Regions from separate parts of the Mus musculus genome. Here all the other regions are linked to region 2. Evidence: chromatin loops called from intact Hi-C (ENCODE). Cell type or tissue: left cerebral cortex. All regions are shown on one strand.

Region 1 (8,000 bases), 130 kb before region 2:
AAGCAAAGTTGGCTGAGCACCAGCATCCAGTGTGGATGTAACTGGTTCAACCTCTTAATCTACTCTGGCCAGGAATCTTTGCTATGATGAACTTTTTCTCAAACTGTAAGCCCTGTCCCATGAGTTGCAATTGTCAGGGTATTTCATCATAGCAACAGAAAAAGTAGGGCAAGCATGCCTAGAATCAATAAAACTCTTCAAAAGACAAGCAGAGCATGAAGAATTAAAAAGATTCTTATGTTGTTGACACTGAGAATATACCATTATGGAGCTCTTTGACAAGCAGTCTTATAGTCTTTTGATTGACTAAACAATAAAAGCAAGCTGTATGCTGCTGAGATTGTTAACATATTAAAATATGTGCTTTTCATAAAAGAGAAATACAAGGTATAGCAATATTTGGGTCTCTGATGGCTAACTATTAGTGTAGGTAAAAGTAGAGGGAGGGTGGCTAGTCACTTTTCTATACAAGAAATGATGTAATCCATTCTGAGAGATATGCCTAATCTTAGTTAAACACCTAAGCTTAAAGCTCTGATGATCAACTAAACAGGTAAAAGTGTAAATGAACTAGACCAGGTCTGCCCATGACCTCCCAAGAGCTTCAAGGAAACATATTTGACATGGAGGAAGATGCATTGAAAGACATGGATTCAACCTCCATTTTCCCTATTTGCATGACCCTGTCGATCTGGTCCACTCAAGCTACTTAGATCTCTGTTGTCACAATGTTAAGTGAGAAGTGATGTTCTCATCCGACCTTAGAGTTGAAAGAGGCTAACGTTTAAAGAAATAGTCAATTCCAGAGGTCATTCAGTTCATACCTGGCAGGCTCAGGCCTAGAACTCAGTCAGTTGATTGCCTTTATGCACAGCGACTATTTACTAGGCTCTTAATTGTGAAATAGTATAATCTTCTAGAGTTTGCATAGGATAAAGTTCGTGATCTTATTTGTTGTTCCTGGTGTTGTAATTTATTGTATTTTCATTTCATAAGTTAACAAAAAACAGCTTTGTAAATTTATACGATTCCTGTAAGTGGCAATGGCTAAATTTCCCCACGAATCTCGTTCTGAGGATTATCACCACCAGACTGAGCTGCCTATCTCACATCAGTGTTCATTTCAACCAATGAATCTTCCATCTTAAGTACGCCTATAAAACAAGTCCAGTGTGTATCTGAAAAATAAAACTTGTGTTTATGCTACAAGAAATAAAAGCATCAACTTGACAAAGGGGAATTGTGCAAAGAAATCTTCCTGGAATATTAATATTTAAGGCAATAGAAGATAGTGGTGATAAAATTCAGTTTCATACTTTTATTTGACCATTTTATGGTGTAGTCCAGATGACTACTACATATGGATAAACTTTGTAGGATTTTGTTTATCATTGTGTTTGGAGATTACCTGTTTTCTAAGAGAAATTATATTTATTTTTCTAAAGATTGATATTTTCTGAAAGTATGGACTTTTAGAGCTAAGGTATAAACATGATGATTGGACTTTAAGTGCTCTGGCTCCTCCTAGCTGGCCCCTCCCCCCCCATATATTCCCTTACACTGTAGCCCTTAATGGTACCTGGTACACAAACAAACATAGATACTTTTTCATTTATGGCATATGTACTCAGCAAATAGGTAAACAATCTAAAGCATAAATATATTACTCTTTTGGGACAAACTCAAAATTTCTCTAGGCTGTCAGGATTATTTAGAACATAAATGTTTCAAAAATGTGTTTCAACACTATTCACTGACCATCTTCTTCAGAACATATCAGTGATGTCTTTGCTTACAATGTCAACAGCCCAAGTGTGGAGTAACAAAACCTGTTCCAAACATTCAGAGTTAAATGTCTCCAGTCACCTATAGTAATCAATAACCAGAGCGATCTTCACCCAGGCAGAACATAGTGAAGATTTGCTAATCAATTCTCTTGGTTGTGATCGAAAATAAGTCAGAAAGTTTCTATCAACAAGCATGTTACAGTCCACAACAGAGTTATTGATGACACCAGTGGGGCACCAACTGAGTGTGTCTACATGCAGCACACAGAGGTGTTAAGATAGACTAGACACAAAACTGGTGGCTGGATTATTCATAATGAATTCTACTCCAAAAGACCCCATGAAGCCACATGGAGAACACTCTCTACCTCTGAGATCATACAATCACTTTGGGCTATGGGGTCACAAATCTCTGACTGTAATCTCTTTTTCACTCTGATCAGAGATTGGCTCTATTTCTTGGCCCATCTTTGACACGACATGTCTCAGTAGCCTCGCACACACACACACACACACACACACACACACACACACAAAAGATATTTAAGCTCCCTTTAGAACTTTGTCATATGCCTTGAAAGTACTTTGGAAGAATATGTTACAAATTCCAGCTATGAATTTTATCTTTATTTAATGTCATTGAGTTCCCTTAAACACAAACCTAGCTTTAAAATTCGTTCACTTCTCCCCTTGAAGAAACCATTTTGCTCTTTAATAGTATAAGCTCATCACAGTAATATAATTTCCAGAGTTCATATTTGCGGGAAGAGATGAACTGACTTTAGTTGCTAAGATCTGTGAATGTTTTCTCCTTTCTGTATCTTCTGAAAATATTGAGAGGCTTTAAGCTAATTTTCTAAAGTATGCAGAACATTGGTGCTTAGGAATGCTGGGAGCTGAGCAGGGAACCTGAGCATAGCACTGACATCATTCTCTGCTCCACACATATGGCACAGCACAAAAGCAGTACTGGCTGAGCACACGGGTCTATTCTGGACTCCAGTTGGCTTTAATTATAAGCAGCCTTGCTTCTTATCATTTACAGTTACATAGTTCTCCACTGACTTAACTAAAAAAAAAAAAATTTATACAGAAGTTGTTTCACCATCTATGTTTTTAAATTCATACAAAATTGGGGAGGGGAGAGGCAGAAACTGTCTCCAAATCTGCTTCTCATATATATGCACTTAAGAAAATCCTCACCACAATCTTTGCAATTGGGTCAGCTTACACAAAGACATGTGTGGTAGACATGAGCTCCCTCTGCACCCGCAAACCTTGTAAGTGACACCTCATAATAGTGCAAATGAAGCATAGCATGAAAAAACATGAAGAAGAATGAACCTGGATCCAGCAGTTTCTAAAACATAAGAGACTAAATTTTCTCCCTTAGAATATGCTACCCAAGCTTTCCTTTCCTTACATACACTTAACATATATGTACGTACTCCTTATTAAAAAACAAACAGTCTTATGCTTCTCGGAAACTCTAAGACAACCAAACAGGCTCATGTATTTATCCACACATGCACATTTGCAAGAGTCACAGATTTTAAATGAAGCCTCCTTTTTAACTTGCCTTCATTTCCTAGTAGGAATTCATCACACTGTCATTTACCTTTTTGCTTTGCTTTCTCTCTCATCCATTAGGCTCAGCAATTCTTTCCTTGTGAGCCCTTTGTCCTAATAATTAGCTAAATATTCATCAAGCTTATTGACCCAACAAATTCGACTTCACCTCTTTCTATTAGGTTTCTCTCAAGCTCCCACCCTACGAGCCCTGCTCTGGGGCCCTCTGCTCTCCTTGCACACCCTGGTTTCGGAGTGCACCACCCTCAGACACCGATTTTTTCAGCCTAATGTTCTTAGCTTGCTCTCTATAGAATTGTCTCTTTTCTAGAGAAGGGAGGGGAGACATGTGAAAACTTCACACCTGTATTTTATTTAGGACCTTAAATTCTGACTGGTGAGTATGTAGGAATGGAGGGAGGTTTTACAAACAAATGTGGCCACATAAATAGCATTCTCTGAAAGAAAGAAAGTTCTCTGACCCTAAAGAATAATGCCTACTGTGGCCCATTCACTGTCTCTACCTGCCCATCTTGATTTCTCCTTTTCAATGATAGATGAGCCTGATTTTTCATTCACATACAGACAATCAGTCTATTCTGGAGGGAAATAAATGTTACCAAAGACCAGCAGAGGGCATCTGCCTGGGGTAGAAGCTACATTTGTAAAGGAGTGTCAAATTGCTACAGGGGCCCTTTTTGTCCTGTCACCTCCACAAGCCCTGTCCACATTCTCAGACCTTACCACTGGGTCACTCTGCAGAGTCAGACCCACAAGAAACTTATGTGCATATGAGATAATTAGCTCATAGCGCCCCACTGCTACAATTAGCCATCCCACACCCTCACATACCCCCATCTGGTACACCACTCCCACCCACCCACGCTCTGTCTGGCCCTCCTGTGCCCTGGCTCTCCTTCCTCCCACAGGAGTGGTATAATTCTGCACAAAGGCAGAGCAGTGGTTGAGGGCTACACTCAGGTAAGGTAGCAGTATGCTCCCCAGAATCTAGGGAGTCAGAGGGAAGAGCACCTGGAACTCTATGGTTTCCCAGGGATCTGCCCTCTGATATTATAGAAAGCCCTGGTTCGGGTTTTACTAGGTGTCTCTAAAGGAATTCCTTCAAGAACCAGGTGAGGTAAACAATCAATTATTTGGAGCCAATGTAAAGTGTGTCACTATTCCACTCCCAGTGAGGGGTTGCCAGGGTGACCTGTCTCTGTTCATTAGATCATGCTGTAGCTTTTCATGCCTAGCCCACAGGAGTCCCGAGGTAGGAAGTCTATCCCAGGAGAAGGGCCCGACATCATAGTACTAACAGTTGCCCCTGGGAGGGGAAATACATGAGAGGGAGTAGAGGATCCAAGGAGCAGAGTCTCAAAGGTGAATTGACTGCAAGAAAGAAATGGAAGAACAGCCAAAGAAAGTGATCACAGCGTCCAGCCTGCTGGGTAAATGAGTAGGTCTTACACTCAGAAGAGACAAAGAAAAAAGCCTCACAGGCACTGAGAAAGGGGGGGGGGGCGGGAAACCTGGCTGATTTTGTTATTTTATTTTTGGCAATTCGGTGAATCTGATATAGCTTTCATCTAAACATAAGAGGATACTGGCTCACAAGGCATTTCTCTACACTCAGATCTTCCCTAACAAACTGGAAAATAGGTCCCTTTTCCTGAAATTTCTCTTCTTCCAGGCAGAACTCCTGGCTTAGTCCAGGAAGCCTGCACTCCATGGAAAGAATTGCACAGAGGAGGGAGCTAGACTGGCGGTGTTCAGGAGACCAATCTTCAGGGAGATGGGGGTCTGTGAAGTCTCAGACCACTCCCATTGCATCTAGAGAATAATTCGGCCGTGTGTGTGTGTGTGTGTGTGTGTGTGTGTGTGTGTGTGTGTGTGTGTGTGTGTGTGTGTGTGGTGGAGAAAGGATGGTTTCCAGGAGGAGCTCTGTGTCCAGTAGGGACTGACGAAGATCAGAGAGGGTAGGTAGCTCACTGTACTGCTGCCTTATCCAAGTAAGACACACGTGGGGTAAGAGGGAATGGCCTCCTGTTGAGTGGGTGCCTAGTCCCGGGACCTCTTTCCTGGCACTGCAGTCTGGAAGCAGCGCTTTGGAGAGATGCACAGGTTCGAATGCTCACTGCTCGGGCCAGGAAAGATGGTCTGGAGGTGGGGCAGCGCTGCACAGACAAAAGGTTCTGCAGAGCCCTCATCTCTCTCCCTCAGTTACCTCTGTGGAGCGCGGCGCCCCATCTGGCCACTGAGTGACCTTCTGGCGAGAGACACCCCCTTTCAGCGGGGCCAGGCTCCCTGCCCAGGCTGGTCCTGTATTAGATGCCCACATCTCCCGGCACCTCGGCAAGGCACGCCCCTCCCACCCCTCACCACAAACACCCGCGCTGCCTTCACCCATCCCTTTCTATTGTCTTCAAAGAGATAAGTGGCTCCCAACAAGCACACCTAAATGCACCTCCCTTTTCTCTGGCTCCCACATCTTAGAGCCTTAAGGGCCGAGACGCCGCGATCAAGTGCAGGGTTGAAGAGGGGAAGCAAGAGGATAACCCGCAAGAACTTGGCATTGCAGACCCACCGTGTCCGCCTCGCAAGGATGCTGGTGACCTGTAGATTGCAATAGGCACTGAATGATGCTTGCTGCTGCCATGGAAATGGTGGATGTGGTGCGCTCCCAAACTGGATGCCCCCCAGGCCACTCCTAGGAGGCCGCTGAGGGTGAGCGGGACTATCCAGATCAGGGCCAGGCGCCCCCCTGCGCCGCCGCCACTGCCGCCCCCGGGCGATCCCAGATCGGCGCCGCACCGAAGCATCCTCTGGTACATGGCGGGGCGCCCGCCAAGGGGCAGCCGCCGCGGGAGGCAAAGTTTGGGGCACAAGAAGAGAAGAGGAAGCCGGGGATCGGGCGGCTCGCGGTTGGCTGCTGGATTGGCCGCCTTACCGCGCCAGGGCAGCCATCCTCTCCCTCCTTCGGACAGTCTTCTCAGGGTCCTGGAGTCTGCAGTGCCCTACAACAGTACCCCAAACAATCCGAAACATAGCCGAGGTGAATGTAGCTGGCCGGAGGACTTGTCCGGAAAAGCAGACCCGAAGAACAGCAAGCGCAGAAAGGGTGGCTGCTTCCAGGTTTGCAGGGCTCCAGGTTCTCCAGAGATACTCCCCAAGAGTTTCGGGCGAGAGTGTGTGCCGGGGTTGGGGAGCCTGGAAATTGTTTAAAGCTCCTCCCGGAGGGTCTTCACTTCTACATGACAGCCATCCACCGGGAATCCACTAGGTAAATCCATTTAGCATTGTGCGCGGGGAACTGGGAGACCACTTCGCCGGTCCAGCCTCCTTTCAGGAAAGAAGCAGACCCCATGGACGCAAGGCACCCTGTCCCTCCATTCAGCCCTGGCCAGCTCTCCAGCTCCCGCCAGCCTCACCCGGGCAGCGCGCAGAGCAGCGGCGCGCATCGCCTGCTCCAGAGGCAATCTCCGAGTCCGCCGCCTCCTGACACTACGCCCGACGATGGGTTCAGAGGGAAGTGGGCACCCTCGTGAAGACAGCAGGGATCGAACTGGGGAAAGCGAGCGGAGGAAAAGCAGGGGCAGATGAAAGAGCGGAAGAGGAGAAAATTTTAAAAAAAGAAAAGAAAAAGAAAGAAAGAAAAGGAAAGAAAAATAGAAAGAAAAAATAAATAAAAGAACTGAAAAACCACACACGCTGGTGAAGCAAGGGGCTCTATGCAAATCTGCAGTCTCCAAACAGCAAATCACCGAAGCTCGGATGCAATGCAGAGGACGAGCCTATGTAAGGAGGGAGGCTGGTCTAGCTTTCCGAAAAAAACCCGCCCGCTTTGCCTCTCCCTGGCATTCTCCACACATCATAGAGGCACGTGGACGCGATGCGGGAAACACCTAAAAGGCAACGCTCCCTTCTCAGCCAGGTGATCCTTCCCTCTGAATCACTTGGGCAAAAAGCACTGTCCCCTACCCCTCTGCATAAAAGTAACCAGTGTCTTTAGAGCTCTTAAAAGGGAAGGAATTCTGCTTTTTTTTATTGGGCCAAACTTGTTCTACCGGGTGTTCAAAACCAAACTGCTAAAAAAGGCTTGACACCGTCCACTCAGCGTCAGTTCCGTTGATCTGCTTACTGCTCACATTATTTATAACAAAGAGCCCTCCTTCCCATTACAACACTGTGACTCCTAGGAACCAGTGTAAGTCAGGGGAACTGAAAGTCTAGGAAGGCAACAGGATGAGCAGCCAAGGAAGAGGTAGAAGAGGGAAGCAGGGAACAAAAGAGGGTGAGAAGAGAAAGAGAAGTGATGTGAATTAACTGTCTTTCAGTAAATAAATTGGGATATCAAAGAATTCTTGAGATATGGACTTGTCCCTCTGTGATCTCTCCTCTTCTAATGACGGGTTCTCACCCAATTTCATAAGGGAAATAGAATCAGGGCCAAACATTCTAAGACCTACTGTCCCCAACAACAACAACAACAACAACAACAATGACGAGGACGATGACATTTCCATGAAACTGAACATCTTTCTGGAAAGCTTTGTGTCCCCAGTGGGGGGGGGGGGTGAGGGACAGGGGAAAAAAGCCTGCCTATCATTCTAGATCATACACTGTTCATGTAACCAGACAGGT
Region 2 (8,000 bases):
GGAGAAGGCACCTCCTACAGATAAACTAGGGTTGTTAGCTTTTGATGTCTTAGCAACTAGTAAGAAATTAAGACGTCCAGATGGGTTGACCTGTGTAAAATTATAATGGAATTTGGTGATGAAATGAAAAGCAGCTGCCCTAGTTGGGGTGAACATTACCAGAAACTCGAATACAGTCTGTGGCTACCTGTGGCTCATCTCCATCTCACATCTAGACTTGCCACTCTCGAGTTCTCTGCTCGTAAATCCACAAATGTTTCGGAATGCTTCTCAGTTGCTGTTTTGGGCCCTCAGTAGCAATCTATTGAGGCTGATATCAACGATAAAATTTGCTTCCCCTGGTCCATGTAAATGATGAATTAGGGGACAGGGAAGATGGCTCAGGGGTTAAAAACACTTATAGACCTAGGTTTGGTTCTTATGCATATAATGGATCATAACCATTAGTGAGTCTGTCCAGGAAATCCAATTACCTCTTCTGACACTGAGGTCTGGCTCCCTGCTCTGTATGTACAGAGTATGCAAGTGGCACACATACATCAATGTGCATGAAGCACTCACACCCGTAAAATAAATACATTTATAACTGATTTTAAAAAGTCAGGTAGTAAGAGGCTGGATCTTGAGAACATTCACATGACACATGACTGGATATGTCACTTATCCGGAGGATGTCACTCTAGGCAGAGAGAGATGGAGGATTTAAACAAGACAGAGTTGTACGTACAGGCTACAGACCTTTAAGCTGCAATAGTGTTTGCTGGCCTGGAGTATGAACATTAAGAGAAGAACACTCAGAATGAACGTTAAACAAATCACAGACAACTGTGTGCATCCGGGAAGGGTATCTTCCTAGAGGTGGGGATGGCGAAAGTGGATTAAAACAAACTGTCGGAGATTTGAGAATCAAGAGGATAGGTTTGGGCTGATTTTGGCAAAGTCTGGGAATCCAATAGATTCAAAAGAAACAATGGTTTTATGTCTCTAATTGTCTTCGCAGTGACTGTGCTGTAACTCTTGTGTGGGGAAGGGAATAACAAAGTTGTCAAGTATTACATTGTCAGACTCACTGCCTTATTGTCACTGTTTTGTGCTGTGGTCCTTGCCTCCAAAGTAGTCCCTTTCCCCACTGAACATCAATTCTCAGCTGCACTGCAGCTAAAAAAAAAAAAATCACTAAAGTGTACTGCCAACCACAGCATCCCCAGCTTCTGCCGATTGTGCAGAGCCCCGCTCGATCAGAGAAGCAAAGCACCCTGCTTCCTTCTGAGACATAGAGATCCTTAGAAGGGCAACACCCTTCTCAGGAGGTTTGTACTGCATGCATGAAAGATCTAATTGGGCATTTATAGCCAATTTATAAAATGAGAGCAGCCACCACAGCTGGGAGAGCACCTGCTGCACTCTAGAGCCCACAGTGGCAGGTCCACTCATTGGGTTTAAATCCCGTGTTTGGGGGAATTTGACAGTGAGATAAAGCAGAGTTCCAAATCTGAACCACTGCCAGTAATGAGATGTTACGTCAGGGCAGTGCCAGCAGGCAGGGAAGAAAGAAGGTCTCAGAAGCATGATGATATTTGGGAAACAGGACTAGGGGGAGGGAGCAGGTGCCAGGGACACCCAGGTCTTCTGGAGATCCCGTGCAGCAATTACAACAAATTCCTACCCCTCTAAGGGCCCTCATGGTTAGCCACTGAAAAGGTGTCTTGTCTCTTCAATTTTCAAATAATCCTTAAAATAACCTCACACAAATTAAGAACGTGTTAGTAAATCTCACTACATCATGACCAAGAGGCCAACAAGAATTTCTTCCACTGTCAATATAAGTCAAATTCTTATCTGAACATTTCCTCTCTGAGCAAAAGGATCTAGGAAAGAACAAAAGAGCTACCCAAAGTCACACATGTCAAGCAATGAAGCTCAGACATGTTTAAATGTGATCAAAACTTTGGAAGTGACAACATTCAATAAAATGTTTTTCAAAGCACAATGTGAAAAGGTAGATCAGGCCGGTGTGCCTCATGTCCAGGTCCAGAGAAAGAGATCCGCTAGGGAACAAACTGATCTGCGTTACAAAAGAAAAGAACATGCATAGGATGTATGCAAATCTCCACTTAGACATGGAATCCGTTGGAATGGAAAGTCCTGGCTGATTAGGGGGCCTTTTACTCGCTTGGCCAAGGGAAACTCAGTAGCCGGCAGTTAGCTACCTTTAGTCGAAGATTTGAATGGAGATACGGAAAATGCTAAAAGATGAGGAAGGAAATTAATTTGGGATTTGTAAGAGGGATAAAGGAGAAGGGGACAAAGTGTTCACCCCCTGGATGACCTAGATGTAGCCAGAGTTACAAGGTGTAATTTTGCTAAGTGGCCACCTGAGGGCACTGTCCGCTATACACCTAGGACCATAGTCGGGCCCCAATCAAATTTTTAAAAGCCTCAATTTGCTGATGGATTAACTTAATTCTTAAATAAGGACACCCATGGAAGATGGAGACCCAAAACTATTCGTCTGTTCTATTTTTATTCTTGAACTACATAAATGAATAAGCAAGACTGACCTCAATTCAAATCCCGGACACTCATAAGGATTACATACAATAACCTCATTTAAATCCATTGAGTATTTAATAGGGACTCAATAAATATCAGCCCCTTTCCATATATTTTAGCATAGAAGTTGCCAAATTAGGACAAGACAAGCACACGGAGGGATTGCATTATTTCACTAAAGGGGTCAGTACTCAAAAGTTCCAGAATAAATAGAGTCATGCTATGAGATCAGTCCAGAGTACATGAATGTTGTGTCTTTCCTTGCGTGTTGCAGCTTGTACTTAATAGCCAAAGGGAATAGACATCGGCAGCTGGGAATAAAGATGAAAACAAATTGTATCAGCAGGGAGAGGCATACACCCAGGAGACTTGGGCAGTGCGAGAAAAGATCGCTAGAACAAGGTCATCAGCACGGAATTTCTTTTCTGGAACTCTCCTTGGGTAGAGGCTTGTTCATGACGATTTCCATATGAATCGAGGTGGGGAGGAGAGAGGTCTGGGTTTCATATTTCCACAATTACAAGATAAAACCCAGTCTTGGACAAAAGCCTGAATGGCTGTCAAGGCTAAATGTGAATTTTACATTCTGGAAACAAAGGCATTCTGTTTGCCTGCACTAGAGGAGCGAATTAATCCCCTCCCCAACACTGTGTAACAGTGCATGGCCCTATGCTGCCCTCTGGTGGTTCTTTTAGGTATAGTAATGTAAGTGAAAACATCAGAAATTTGATTTAGCCAAGTGACTTCAGATGAGGACTGACCAAAGTCAAACCCATTAAAAAGTGAGTTAAAGATTGTATAACATAAATTGTGCCTTGGTTCAGGATGCTCACGACATGTAGTGAGGATCTCTGACTACATCTCTAGTCGTTCCTGGGCATCCTTGGTGAGTTATTCTAAGAAGAACACGGAATTCTGCACTTCAGGAACTACCAGGCATGCAGTGTAGCTAAGCTGACTGCTTTCCCTTAGAGAAGTAAAGATTCTTCATGGATTTGAACAGGGTGTGGATAAGTCAGAATACATTTAATTCTCAGAGGGTGAATGTCAATGAAAATAAACCCACTGACTCAGATACAGTGATTCTCCTGCTTCCTGTATTCCTACGTGACTGGCAGGCACAGTCAGTTCCAGGTGTGAAGCCCTGCATGTCTCATACCCATAAACTCATCCTTAGTTCCCGTGGCTGCCCACGAGGGAAGAAAGAGCAGCCATTGGTTGTTTTCACTTGTTCTTCCTGTATCCTTTAAACAAGGCTTTCTCAAAAAGTCTTCATGCTCAGCCCAGTTGCGGTACCCACACGCAGTGCCATAGCTTTCCTCCCTGTCATGTCCTACATGTGAGTGCTCAGACGCAGTGTGTTCCTTGGGATGGTAACTTCATGGCAGGACCCTCAGCAGGAGTCAGTGCTCAGTAAATAGCATCTGGCTAGCACCGAAGTCCTGCAGAGCAAGGATGTGATGGGTTACATCACGCTCTCCCTCCAGAGTGTTTCTTGGGATTGCTGTTCCTATTAAAAGTCACAAACCCACTTATAACCTGAAACTTCAGCCTAATTTTAGGGAGCAGCTCTTGTTTTGTGACCTCATCTGAGAGGTCTGAAAGCACAGTGGCTTCACAGAATTGAGCAGGATAACTATTGGATTAAATAAATAAATAAATAAATACGTCAACCTGAAGAGGTAGATCTGTAAGTAAGAGTACTGCATACACAAGCATGAAACCCCCAGTTGGTATCCCAGAATCCACACAAACAGCCTTCGTGGCCATGCACATGCCTGTAAATCAGTGCAGAGAGGCAGAGACAAAACAGGAGTATGGCTGGGGATTCCTGGTCCAACGAGAGACTGTGGCTCTAAGGAGTATGATGAAGAATGCCACAGTTAAGACACCCAACACCCTTTTCTAGGGTCCAAACCCACAGCCATACACACGGGAATGTGCCCATGCAGCCACAAACAAACACACACATCTACTCAGCGTGGGGATTAGCCTCTGACTTAAACTGAGTTTTTGGTTTTTTTTTAAACATTTAGTAAGAGTCTTAAACTTAAAATCTGACTTTGTCCACTCTTCATGTAATTAATTCATGGTTTCGGCATTTCTTTATTATGGAAAATGCTTTTCTTTTCATCAGTACTAAAAGTAGTCCATGTATTAAGAAAATGTGTCTAAGATTTGTACAGGCACACACTCGTCTCAGAAAGAACCCTCTTGTAGCATACTATCAAGCTTATATCCATTGCAATAAATAAAAAGCAAATGTTTGCTTTTAGGAATTGCTGTTCCAAACATCTGAAGAGTCACAGCCCATGGAATTTCATTGTTCATGATGACAAACTGTGACTATAAGTATTAAATCCTTCAAGCAATGCTTCTAGTCATCTGAATCTCTGACATGCCCTCTGAGGTCTCTCAGGAGGATCATGTATGTGCCTTGAAAACTCTCTGACATAAACCAGGCATTATTTTATTAGCTCATAGTTGGCCTGGCCAGTATACTGAACTTCAGGCTTCCCCTTTCCTTAGAAATGGCCTCCTGAGTCCACCATGCAAATGAGGGCATCCTCTGAATACCAAATACATAGCTCACTTCTGTCTCAGAGAAGACAGAGAAACAGAGAAGCTTATTAAACTGCATTCCTTTGAGTCTCCTGTTAGGTTTGCAAAAGAGAGAGAGAGCCCTTTGAACTTAACAAGGGGCTTCCTATGAAAGAAGGGAAACACCATTAACACATATTTTACATGTGACAAACTAGGATCCAGCATTGTAAATATGAACCACAATTACATAAAGCAAAATATTTTCTTATTTCAGCCTGTTTAAAAGGCATTTTTTCCCTCTAGAATGACAACTCTTAGATTTTCCTTCTCCATTTCTGTAACTCTCCAATGCATTTATTTCTTGAATCAAATGAACGGGCTCCATCAATATAAATCCGTTTTTTAAAAGGAAATATGCCTGTAATGATATCTGAGAGGCTTTGCCACGCACCAGGACAAAGCAGGGGAGAAGAGAGGGAGCTGTGCTTAAATCTGGGTTTACTCCTCTGCCCTCTAGAAGCTACTCCATCCCTTGGTGAGATGTCCAAGCCTCTCAGTGACAGTTCAATGTCAGCTTCTCCAGTGTCTTTTTGTCCGGATCCGTATGACAGGATATGTGGCTATGGTTCTCACATTGGAGCCATGCAAGTAGAATCTAATGTTATTTTATCCTATTGCTAACTTGTCTTCTAAAGCACTAGAAAAATGAAATCTCAATAACGAAAAAATGTCTGCTAAGCCTTTCCCAACAGCTCACTAAGCATCATTCATATGTGTGTGTGTGTGTGTGTGTGTGTGTGTGTGTGTGTGTGTGACACAGAGAGAAACAGATAGGAAGATAGATAGATAGATAAATAGATAGATAGATAGATAGATAGATAGATAGATAGATAGATAGAGATAGATAGATGACAAAGATAGAGGGATAAGTAACAGGAAGATGTGTGTGTGTGTGTGTGTGTGTGTGTGTGTGTGTGTGTGTGTGTGTGACACAGAGAGAAACAGATAGGAAGATAGATAGATAGATAGATAGATAGATAGATAGATAGATAGATAGATAGATAGATGACAAAGATAGAGGGATAAGTAACAGGAAGATGTGTGTGTGTGTGTGTGTGTGTGTGTGTGTGTGTGTGTGTGTGTGTGTGTGTACGTGTGCATGTGTGTATTAGGGATGTGGTAAGGAAAATGAAACTAAAACAGATTACAAAGGGTAAGCCACACTCAGAGATATTGGCAGAAGGGTCTGAAGTCATCAAAGAAATCTAACCAAACAGGGGAATAAAACTAAAAGGGTCTAGAAGTTCAATATGTATCTGGTTCTATTAACTCCAGATTCGTAGAAAAGGATTGGGGCTTAAGAAACTTCCAGGTGTCTACTTTTCCTAACAATATCAGGATTAGGAGCACATTTCCTCATTTTTAATTTTTAATTATGCATGCATTCTTAGGTGTTGCATTTTTGAACTGTTATTAAAAATACATATGTTCGTGCTACATTAAAGGAAGAACAGAGAATGGTGTGTTGTATTATTAATCATGTGCAACGGCCGGAAGTCTGGTCAGCCTTTACAGAAGGCATGTGCATGTGCCCTAAGTAAAGGTTTTTGTTTGGTCGTGTACAGATGTTGGAGAGATGCTGGTACTACAGCTTAGACAGTACTTACTCTTGAGGTCTAGATTTCTGGCTCCCGCAGTGATTTGTGTTGTGATTTTTGTGTCGATCTTTACTGTGTGGAGATTGCTGGTGTCCCGTGAAATCATCACATTGTGCCACTGATTGTCGTTGAGTGGTTTGTTTGAGCTCCCTTTGATGAGGTTAGCACCGTTTCCCAAGTCAAACACATAATGTAAGTACCTAGAGAGGAAATGAAATGGAGAAAAAAGCCATTGCTTTCTGAACGAACACGGATGGTAAACAAGACATCACACATGACACTTTCAGGTGAATCTATCCTTCTAGTGTCTGAAGACAGAGTTGGATGCAAGACAAACTAAAAGGAGACAGAATTCCCCATTTCTACTGTCTTCTCCTTTGGTTAATCACACTGGCATGGCAATACTTCTCATGGAAGGTGTGTTCTCAAGTGTCAACAACATGCTCTAATGCATATTTCCTACATAATGCATATTTGTCTTTCTGTTTAAGACTCCTTAAAATGTGTGCATGATCATCAAAGGAAACTGATTGTCATGGTTTTGTGTTGCATTTTCATATTAGCCTAGACTCAGTTGGGGTCTATGGTGTGTGTGTGTGTGTGTGTGTGTGTGTGTGTGTGTGTGTGTGTGTGTATGTGTGTGTGTCTGTGTGTGTGTGTGTGTGTATTTATATAAGTATATAATAATATTCACTGGGTGGATAAATAAATGTCCAAATTACTGAAGATGTGTCCATTGGCACTTTCAGAACCTTTTATTTACACACCATTGTTCCTGAACTATTCATCACACAATTAATCTTAAGTTAATTGTAATTTCATCAAATAACTAATATGATAAACTGGACTAGCTACTTGTTTGAGCACATAGTGGCCTAACAATACTTGTGTAGAATTAGTGTCAAACCTCAAGAAATACACATTTGAAGTATGAGAGTCATAGGAGATCTACCATGAACTAAAACTGATCTGTTCCCACATATATAACTGTACATACAAGCAGCTGCATCGTTCTGTATTTACTGAAGATACCTAGTAAAGGTTATGAAAAACTGAGTAACTTGAGTTCCTCCTCCTGCTGACCACTGCGTAAGTCAACATACTGCCTTTCATGTAGAATTTGAATATTAACATTCACTTTTATACAGTGTTGTTTTCTCTTTTCATTGAGCTGATATATACTTACCCTTTAACTAATTCAACCACAATAAAGTCATTTCCATCCCCACTGTTATACAGAATTAG
Region 3 (8,000 bases), 1.6 Mb before region 2:
GCTGTGGAATGGTTATGTGTTCGGAGTAGATTCGTACATATGTTTGCCCATATTGTACATATGATCCTTGGTCATTTGAGTGCATGTCCAAGCTGGCAAGGAAACTGCCCAGCATCTGCTCATCTTGTGAAAATGTGCCACTGTGTTGATAATTGTGATCATTTCAGAGCATGTTCATTCTCTGTTGTCTATCGTTGGGGCTCTGTATATCCCATGTGTTGGAAGTTGCTTCAGTGGGGAGTGCCACACTCTGGGAGCATGTCTTCCTTTCTGGCTGGGATTCTCCAACTCCAGTGGAAGCTCTCATAAAACCCACACTGAGCATCCAAATCCCAGCCGAGCACCATCAGTGAGGTCTGTCTGACTCCCACCATCCCTGTTCCACAGACCCTTCCACATAGAACTGCATCTGATTTTCTGTCTAAATCTCTCATTTCTTATGATTCTTACAAATTCTTGTTATGATAGAGGGCATATTTCGTGAGGACAATTATGAAACTATATTTCTATACTCCCAAGTCCCCCCATGCCTAGCCCATAGGGGACTATTGTGCAAACAACCCATAAAAAAGAGTGGCTCAATCAATCATATAAAACCTTATAAATCAGAAATTAATATTATGGCTATGACTTACTAATTGCTTTTTTGGCTTTGCAAGCGTCAACTTGATGATCTAATTCTCCCATCTATAATAAGCATAATTTAAAATTTTAGGTTTCTTGCAAAATGATCAAAACAGAGACACATTGCTAATTTGCCTCCTACTAACAAAAGCTGGTTTTGTTTCACAGTTTCAGCTATGGCCAGACACATGTACCATTTTTTATTTTGCTTAATTAACTCTCTTTCTCCTCAAAAGTTTAAAAGTTGCTAATTTATAAAAATGACTTTGACGACTTAAGTAAGACCTGAGGTTGAAAGAAACAGGTATTTGTCTTTCCTACATTTGAAATCTACCTGTGGAAAGCTGGTCGCAGGGTCTCTGAGTTTTGCTAGAACTCACTTATGGAATAGGGACAGAGACTCTGATTGTGTAAAATAAAGGGTAAGAGTGCTCGGTTAGTCTTTGGGATGTTTTAAACATCCATTTTTAATTTCCTCTCTGTCCACTCACTTGGAAACCATGGCTTTTCAAAAGGCCGCTATCTGGCGATCTCTGTCACTTCAGTCTCAGAACTCACTCAACACCTTGTCTAAGAGACTTTCACCAAACATGTTGAGAACACATACTTACTGGAATCCAGGGTCCACTATGATCAGAGAAGTGGGGTTTGGAGCACTGTAGTAGGGGGAGGGGATTGGGTGTGGGTGGGATTATGAGGCCTGTGCAGACCTGGCCACCCTTGGGTCTGATTAGAGAGAGGACACTGGGAAAGAAGAAGTTAGAGTTGCTGCTGAGTGTGGCACCTCAAGGCCATGAACAAAGAGAAAGAAGGAGAGTTTGGAGGTCAAGTTGCTCACCCCTGATTTCCATGCAGCGGCTGAAGCTGCAGGAGGTGCCATCTTCTAGGTAGTTGAAAATGTGAAACAAGAGACTAGGGAAGTTTCCCATAGACAAACTGAGTAGAAGCAAGGTTGGTAGAAGGCTGTTCAGGTATTATCTGGGAACAGAAGAATGGAGTCTTTGTAAAATCCATCTGTCCTACTGCGAGAACTGCATGATTCTTCCTGTAGACAGAGAACAGAGGAGGGTGGTTAGCAGCAGAAAGAAAAGAGCCCTGTGCACTGCTGTGCTGTGCATATGTTTCTGCACATGTGTGCACACAGGTATGGGATCATAGAAAGGTCTAGAGCCCTGCCCACTGCTGTGATGTGTATATGTTCCTGCACGCGTATGCACACAGGTTTGAGACCACAAGAAGAGGAATAGGAAATGTTCATTATCACTAAAATATATATGATCACTCTTGATTTTCCTGCTATTTTTGTATTATAATGTTTTACTTTCTGTCTGAGACATGAAAACATGTGCACAACCTGTTTTGATCAGAGTCACGTCTTCCCTCTCTACCTTTCCCCAGAACCCCTTCATGTGCTTGCCCCAATTTCCCTCCCTGCAACATAATGTTCTTATCAATGATTTAGGAACTTCATATAATGCACCCAGATCACACTCCTCCCAGGTGGACCCTCTCATTCATGCACCCCTCTCAAGGGAGAAATCAGGCCCCATCTGTGTTATCTATATACTCATTGAAGCATGGTCAAACTCTCAGTAGCAAGCTCCTTAGAAAGGGGTTGCACAAAAGCTGTCAATGTTTCTTATTTTTCTCTTCTTCCATGTTGTAATAACCCACAGCATGCAGCCAGTGCTGCTCATCTGTGCACATATGTTGGGCCATCACCACAACATGGACAACTTTCCTGGGACCACACCTTCAAAGAAAACGGACCCTCGCTTAGCAGTCATGAACTGACAATAACTGTGAATACTTTCTCACCCATGCTCTTGTGTTGACTGGCTCAATCTTGTGTGAGTTATGTGTAGATGACCATAGCTACTGTGAGTTCTTATCATGTCCTCAAGATACTGTTTACCAATAATCTTCAGCAACCTCTGTCTCACAATGGAACAGTCTTTCCGTTATGTTCCCAAGGTGTGTGTGCATGTGTGTATGTGTGTGTGTATGTAACAAATAGTCATATTATTGTCCATACCCTAGAGTAAGCAGGTGTTTAGTAAATAATTGTTTGAGAGAAGAACCAGAATTTATTAATTTTAGAAACATGAAAACATGTGCACAACGTGTTTTGATCAGAGTCACGTCTTCCCTCTCTACCTTTCCCCAGAACCCCTTCATGTGCTTGCCCCAATTTCCCTGGAGTGTATTTCCCAAGACCTTGCTGATGTTGACTCTAGAGCCACTTTAATGAAAACACATTAACATTTACCTACAGCCCTGACTTGCTTTAACTATCTGCAATGCGATCTATCTGGAAGCACAACGCTGCTAAGAACTCTTGCAATCTACTGCAATACCAGGAAGATCACTGGCTTAGTAAACGCCTACATTTAAAAATAATTTAAACTTACTTCATGTCTTATATAATAGGAAAATCTTGATTAGCTTTGAAATTTATTTTTGGAAATTTGCTGAAAATAAGCTGTCTGGCATAAGTGCATTTAGGGATGGAATTAGGAGGTGTGGAAGAATCAAGGGTATGCTGGGTAACCTGCCGTTACTGCATTTACCACTAGATGGTGACCTTGTACTTGCTTGGTGATCTGCCCACTGCCAGAGGATGGCATAGTCAACTCTAGGTGGTTGAAACCCGGAGAGTGAAATTGGGAAGTTTATTGGAGTTGTGAAACGAGATGGTCGATGAGATTTGAAGTAATAAAGCTTGGGGACTTTAGTATCTTCCTGACCTGTTCACAGAGAATGTGATGGGTTGAGAACATAAGGGCATGGGCTAAATGCCTATGGTATAGAAAGCAGGAACATAAGACCCACATTCTAGTGCACCTGCCCACACTTTCTTGTCTTGTGTTTGGTAAGGCAGAGAACTTCTTGGGATGCCAATAGCTTCACCTGCAAAACCGGAGAAGACCGAATCTGTTAGGATCTGGGCCAGTTGTCTCCACAGTCTGTTCTTGTTTTGTCTGTGACTGAGAAAGTCTTTGATCTGAGGGCACCAAACATACTCAGTTGGCCATTGTCTACATTAAATAATTCACTTTTCAAGTCAGGCGAATAGAATTTTCGTAAAAGACATTTTTTTTTCCCATTTGGAGAAGTGTGGATATGGGACTTTGCTGTAGGCAAAGAGTAGAGAAGATGGTTGAAAGCTAAGAGAGAAAAAGGCTCACGTGACGTGTTCATGTCTAAATGTGTGTACACTCAGGACTGTGACAATGGAAAGGTGGAACAGTAGGAAATGCCCATTGTCACTAGGAAGGGTCTTAGTGTTGTTGATTGGTCAGCGTTAATTGTTTTCAGCCTTCAGAAGAAGCCTTCAAGAACTCATGATAATGGTTTTAAATCCCAGAGAGACTTAGTGTAGGTCTTATGATATCTGTACAATTAGTATAAACAGTGATTTTATCTCACACTCAATCCAAGGGCTTTGCTTGTAGAACATCCCTATCCATTTACCCAGAAAATGATTTCCCTTAATAATTGATGCTGTTTTACTAAGAGAAATATAATATCTCCAGAAGGCTGAAATGATTATGCGGAGATGTTGAGCTGCTGTTGGCACAGAAAAGGAACTTGGTTCTTTCTTCTCTAGTCCAGAATTTCCCTAAGTGAGGCACAAGAAGTGTCTCGCTTTATCTTAGATTACTTATGGATTATTCAGAATTGACTGAAGCAATACAAGGATGACTTTTCTGGTCTCAAAACTTATCAAAGTGCCTTATGTTACTGTTGTATGGATCCTTGCACTGCAGCAGAAAATAACGTCCAAGCTGGGCAGGAGCTGATAGTTTAGAGAAGGGAAGGCAAAGGAAGAGAAAGAAGGAAGGGGGCGAAGGGAGAGGGAGAGGAGGAGAGACAGAGAGAGTGTGTTGTGGGTGACTTGAAGGAAAAAAGTGAAGAGGCTGGGGAGGTAACTTTGCTCTTAAGAGCAGCTTGATTTTGCAGAGGACTCAGGGTCACTTCCCAGCGCCCACCAGTCGCCCACCAGTTCTGTAACTCTGGTTCTAGGGGATCTGATGCCCCCTTCTAGTCTCTATAGGCGCTGCATGCATACTGTGCACGTGTGAACAAAGTACTCATGTGCACAGAATAATTAAATAATCTTTTAAAGGACAAAGGATGAACTAGATAGGGACTGCATTCAGAAGGGCTTATGTCCATGATTTCATATTCTGTCCTCCCTCGGGTTAGTGCTTTCGAATAATTGTCAAAAGTAGTCAAATATTCTCTCTCTACCATCCCTTGTGAGCTTCAATAAAATTTAATCATTTCTGAGAAGCTCTTTTTGGTTCAAAGATGGCCAGGACAGCTGGGCGCCTGAGATGAGAGCCTGGATGTGATGTGACTCCACTTACTCACACGTCCTCTATCTTATTTAATCAAAGGATTCTTAGCTAGGTATTTGCTGTGCAGCCTTAGTGTTTGTAAAGTTGCACATGACCACATCTTTGCATGGCATTTCTCTTTCCTTTCTAAACTCAACAATGAGATTTTTTTTCATTAACTAAGAAAAGTATTAGCATTCTCAGGAAGATGGTTGGTTGAGAGAAACGTCAGTTTGAAGACGAGGAAGCCAGGGACATGCAGGGATTGGCTGAGGAAGCTTTCTGGTATGTTCTTTCTTCCCTGTTGGTTACTTTTGGGTGTTGCCTGTTTCTTGGGAAGGAAAGCAGCGGTAGCAGGATGCAGTCGATGGGCACCGGGGGCCAGGCCAGCCAAGAGGAGAGGCCAGGATCAAGACAGCTGGATAGCCCTGAGCATTCTGTTAGTCTGCCTCCACCTTCCATTCAACATCCATCTTCAAAGAGTCTGCTTGTATTTCTGAAAGCATGAGAAGACATCAGCATGAGGCAGGCCAGGGCAGTGCTGGGCAATGGTGGCCTGGGGATAGGAAAATTGTACCTTTGTGACCTTGAGGCCATCTTCCTTCAATTCACTGGAAGAAGAAAAAAGGCCAAAGTAACGAGATACTATTTGTGAAAGCAGTTGATAGTCCTAGGGGAGTAAAAGATTAGCTAATAAGAAAAAAAATAGCTCGACATTCGAGGAGGGGAAATTCTTTGGGAGAAATACATTAAACCGAACAAGGTAAACAAGAGGAAAAGAAATGAACACAATTAAAAAATAAGCCTAGCAATTATCTTTAAAGAGGTAAGAGACCATCAAAAAACAAATTGAAGAGAAACACAAAGAAACACCAACTACAGACACTGGATAGCTACATGTAATTTACACAGGTTTTTTTTTTTTTTTTTTTTTTTTTTTTTTTTTAAAGTGTGGACAAGCGGCCTATTAAAATGTTGACAGCCAAAGAGCATGCTAAATGTCTGAGATTCTGGAAGGAGAAACTTGGTTAGAAGGCACTGGAGAAGGGTACGGAGGGTTGAAGTAGCTATAGTATTCATGTAAGAAGATTACAGAAGGAGAAAAGGGACCCTGTACTGAAAGGACACAGAGAAAGCTAGGCAGGGGAGGTGACCTCACACAGAGACATTCTTCAGCAACATTAAAGAATATCAAAGAAAAAGAGGAAATTTTACAAGCTTTCAAAGATAAAAAGCATATTACCCAAAGGAACAAGAAAATCAGATTACAATCATCCCTGATAAAGCTGCGCTCGATGTGGTAAGGCAGTGAATTGATATCTTCCAAGTGTCAAGGAGACAGACAGCAAACCCAGAATTTTATAGTGAGGAAAATTATTATGTACAATATTTGGAGTTTTCTTCATGGTCCTGGGGCATACTGGACAACCTTTTACTTTTTCTTCTTGCTGTGAGAAATACTTGACTTGAAACACTTTAAGGGAAGAAGCACAAATTTGGGAATACAGTCTGTTATGGTGGTGGAAGGCCCATGTGGTGTCATGAGCAGGAGACACTGCATCTGCATCAGGAAGAAGAGAGAGAGAGGGAGAGAGAGAGGGAGAGAGAGAGAGAGAGAGAGAGAGAGAGAGAGAGAGAGAGAGACAGACAGATAGAGAGACAGAGAGACAGAGAGACAGAGAGAGACAGAGAGAGACAGAGAGAGACAGAGACACAGAGACACCACAGAGACACAGAGAGAGACAGAGAGACAGAGAGACAGAGAGACAGAGAGAGAGAGAGAGACAGAGACACAGAGACACCACAGAGACACAGAGAGAGACAGAGAGACAGAGAGACAGAGAGAGAGAGAGAGAGAGAGAGAGAGAGAGAGAGAGACAGAGGATGTATTCAGTTTGCTTTCTCCTTTTACTTAGTCCCAGATTCTGGCCCATTGGATGGCTTCACCCGTAGTTAGAGAGGGGTTTTAAACATCAATTCACTCAGACTAGAAATGGCCTTACAGACCTACCCAGAGATTTGTCTACAGGGTGAATCTAGAGCCTATTGATTCGACAGTACCAACTCTCTTACTGAGCAACCAGCAGTCCACAGCAAAATTATTATTCTAACATGGATTTGAAACAGGCATTTGGGAGCACATGTGGTCTTGGTCTCACATGATAACTATAGTGGGATAACTTCTGAATGATGCGTTCTAGAGAGAAAGGAGAGAGAGAATTATGGGATGTCCTTAAATAAACTGGTTCAGTGATTCTAGAAGAACAAACATGGAACACACATTGTTTGAGAACACAAAGATTAACTTTTAAAAAATCATTTGTGAAATCAGCCTGCAGAGGATTTGTCATTACATTCCAAAGAGCCGACCTGATACAGACCAGTTCATCAACAATAAAACAGTTTAGTACTCAGCCTTAATCTGTTTGTGTTTTAGCATTCACAGCTGGGCATGCTGGTATTCCCTGTAGTTGCCTTCCAGCCTTTGGGAGGCAGAGACAGGAGGACCACATATTAAAGGTCAGTCTATATACCAGTGAACCACTGCATCAATGAAATGGTGGACTATTGTTCAGTGGTAGAGCAGTTGTGTAACATGTGCAAAGGTTCGATCACCAGCAAAACACACACACACACACACACACACACACACACACACACACACACACACACACAATGTGGTTATGTGGGCAGGGGCCCACTGAGGTCATGACAGGGTATCCCACCACCTTGGAACTGGAATCACAGCAACTGTGAGTTGCTGATGCAGGTGCTGAGAACTGAACTCAGGTCCTTCAGAGGAGCAACGAGTGCTCTTAACAGCTGAGCCATCTCTCCAGACCATGTTATACATTCTTCAATGTTCATTTATGGGTATTCTTAATGTTTTCTGGATATGAACTCACTGCCAGATACATACCTTGACAACACCCTTTCCTGAGTTTTAGCTTGCTTTTTATTTTTGTAGATGTGTCTATTGAGGAGCAGACATGTTGAAGTTTGATTACCTTTCCTTCTTTCCCTTGTTTCATG

What was found. Hi-C counts contacts between places; a loop is a spot of excess contacts. Peaks named below come from ENCODE experiments on the same cell type or tissue, not always from the same donor. Only the 100,000 strongest peaks of a DNase experiment are listed, where the experiment ranks them.
Region 1: it touches region 2 in a loop (4-fold over the local background); 4 of 42 quality-filtered maps call a loop at or near these places.
Region 3: it touches region 2 in a loop (6-fold over the local background); 12 of 42 quality-filtered maps call a loop at or near these places.

The regions. Positions count from the first base shown.
Region 1 is chr17:90,448,863-90,456,862 of GRCm38, forward strand. The region is part of intron 17 of Nrxn1 (neurexin I); the gene reads right to left. Among named protein-coding and RNA genes, the nearest start is that of Gm32337, 9.1 kb to the right of the region's middle. In left cerebral cortex, CTCF peaks have their summits at 3,986 (motif pointing right) and 5,606; DNase peaks (open chromatin) are centred at 2,134, 2,740, 3,004, 4,034 and 6 more places; H3K4me3 peaks cover 5,741 bases; H3K27ac peaks cover 5,144 bases.
Region 2 is chr17:90,581,907-90,589,906 of GRCm38, forward strand. Nrxn1 (neurexin I) reads right to left here. Exons shown (of 23, transcript NM_020252.3): 14 at 7,942-8,000; 15 at 6,765-6,955. Among named protein-coding and RNA genes, the nearest start is that of Gm32337, 120 kb to the left of the region's middle. In left cerebral cortex, CTCF peaks have their summits at 2,369 (motif pointing right) and 3,234 (motif pointing left); DNase peaks (open chromatin) are centred at 1,413, 2,414, 3,211 and 3,691; H3K4me3 peaks cover 446 bases; H3K27ac peaks cover 3,406 bases.
Region 3 is chr17:88,951,020-88,959,019 of GRCm38, forward strand. No RefSeq gene overlaps it. Among named protein-coding and RNA genes, the nearest start is that of Lhcgr, 160 kb to the left of the region's middle. In left cerebral cortex, a CTCF peak has its summit at 3,199 (motif pointing right); DNase peaks (open chromatin) are centred at 194 and 3,202; H3K27ac peaks cover 582 bases.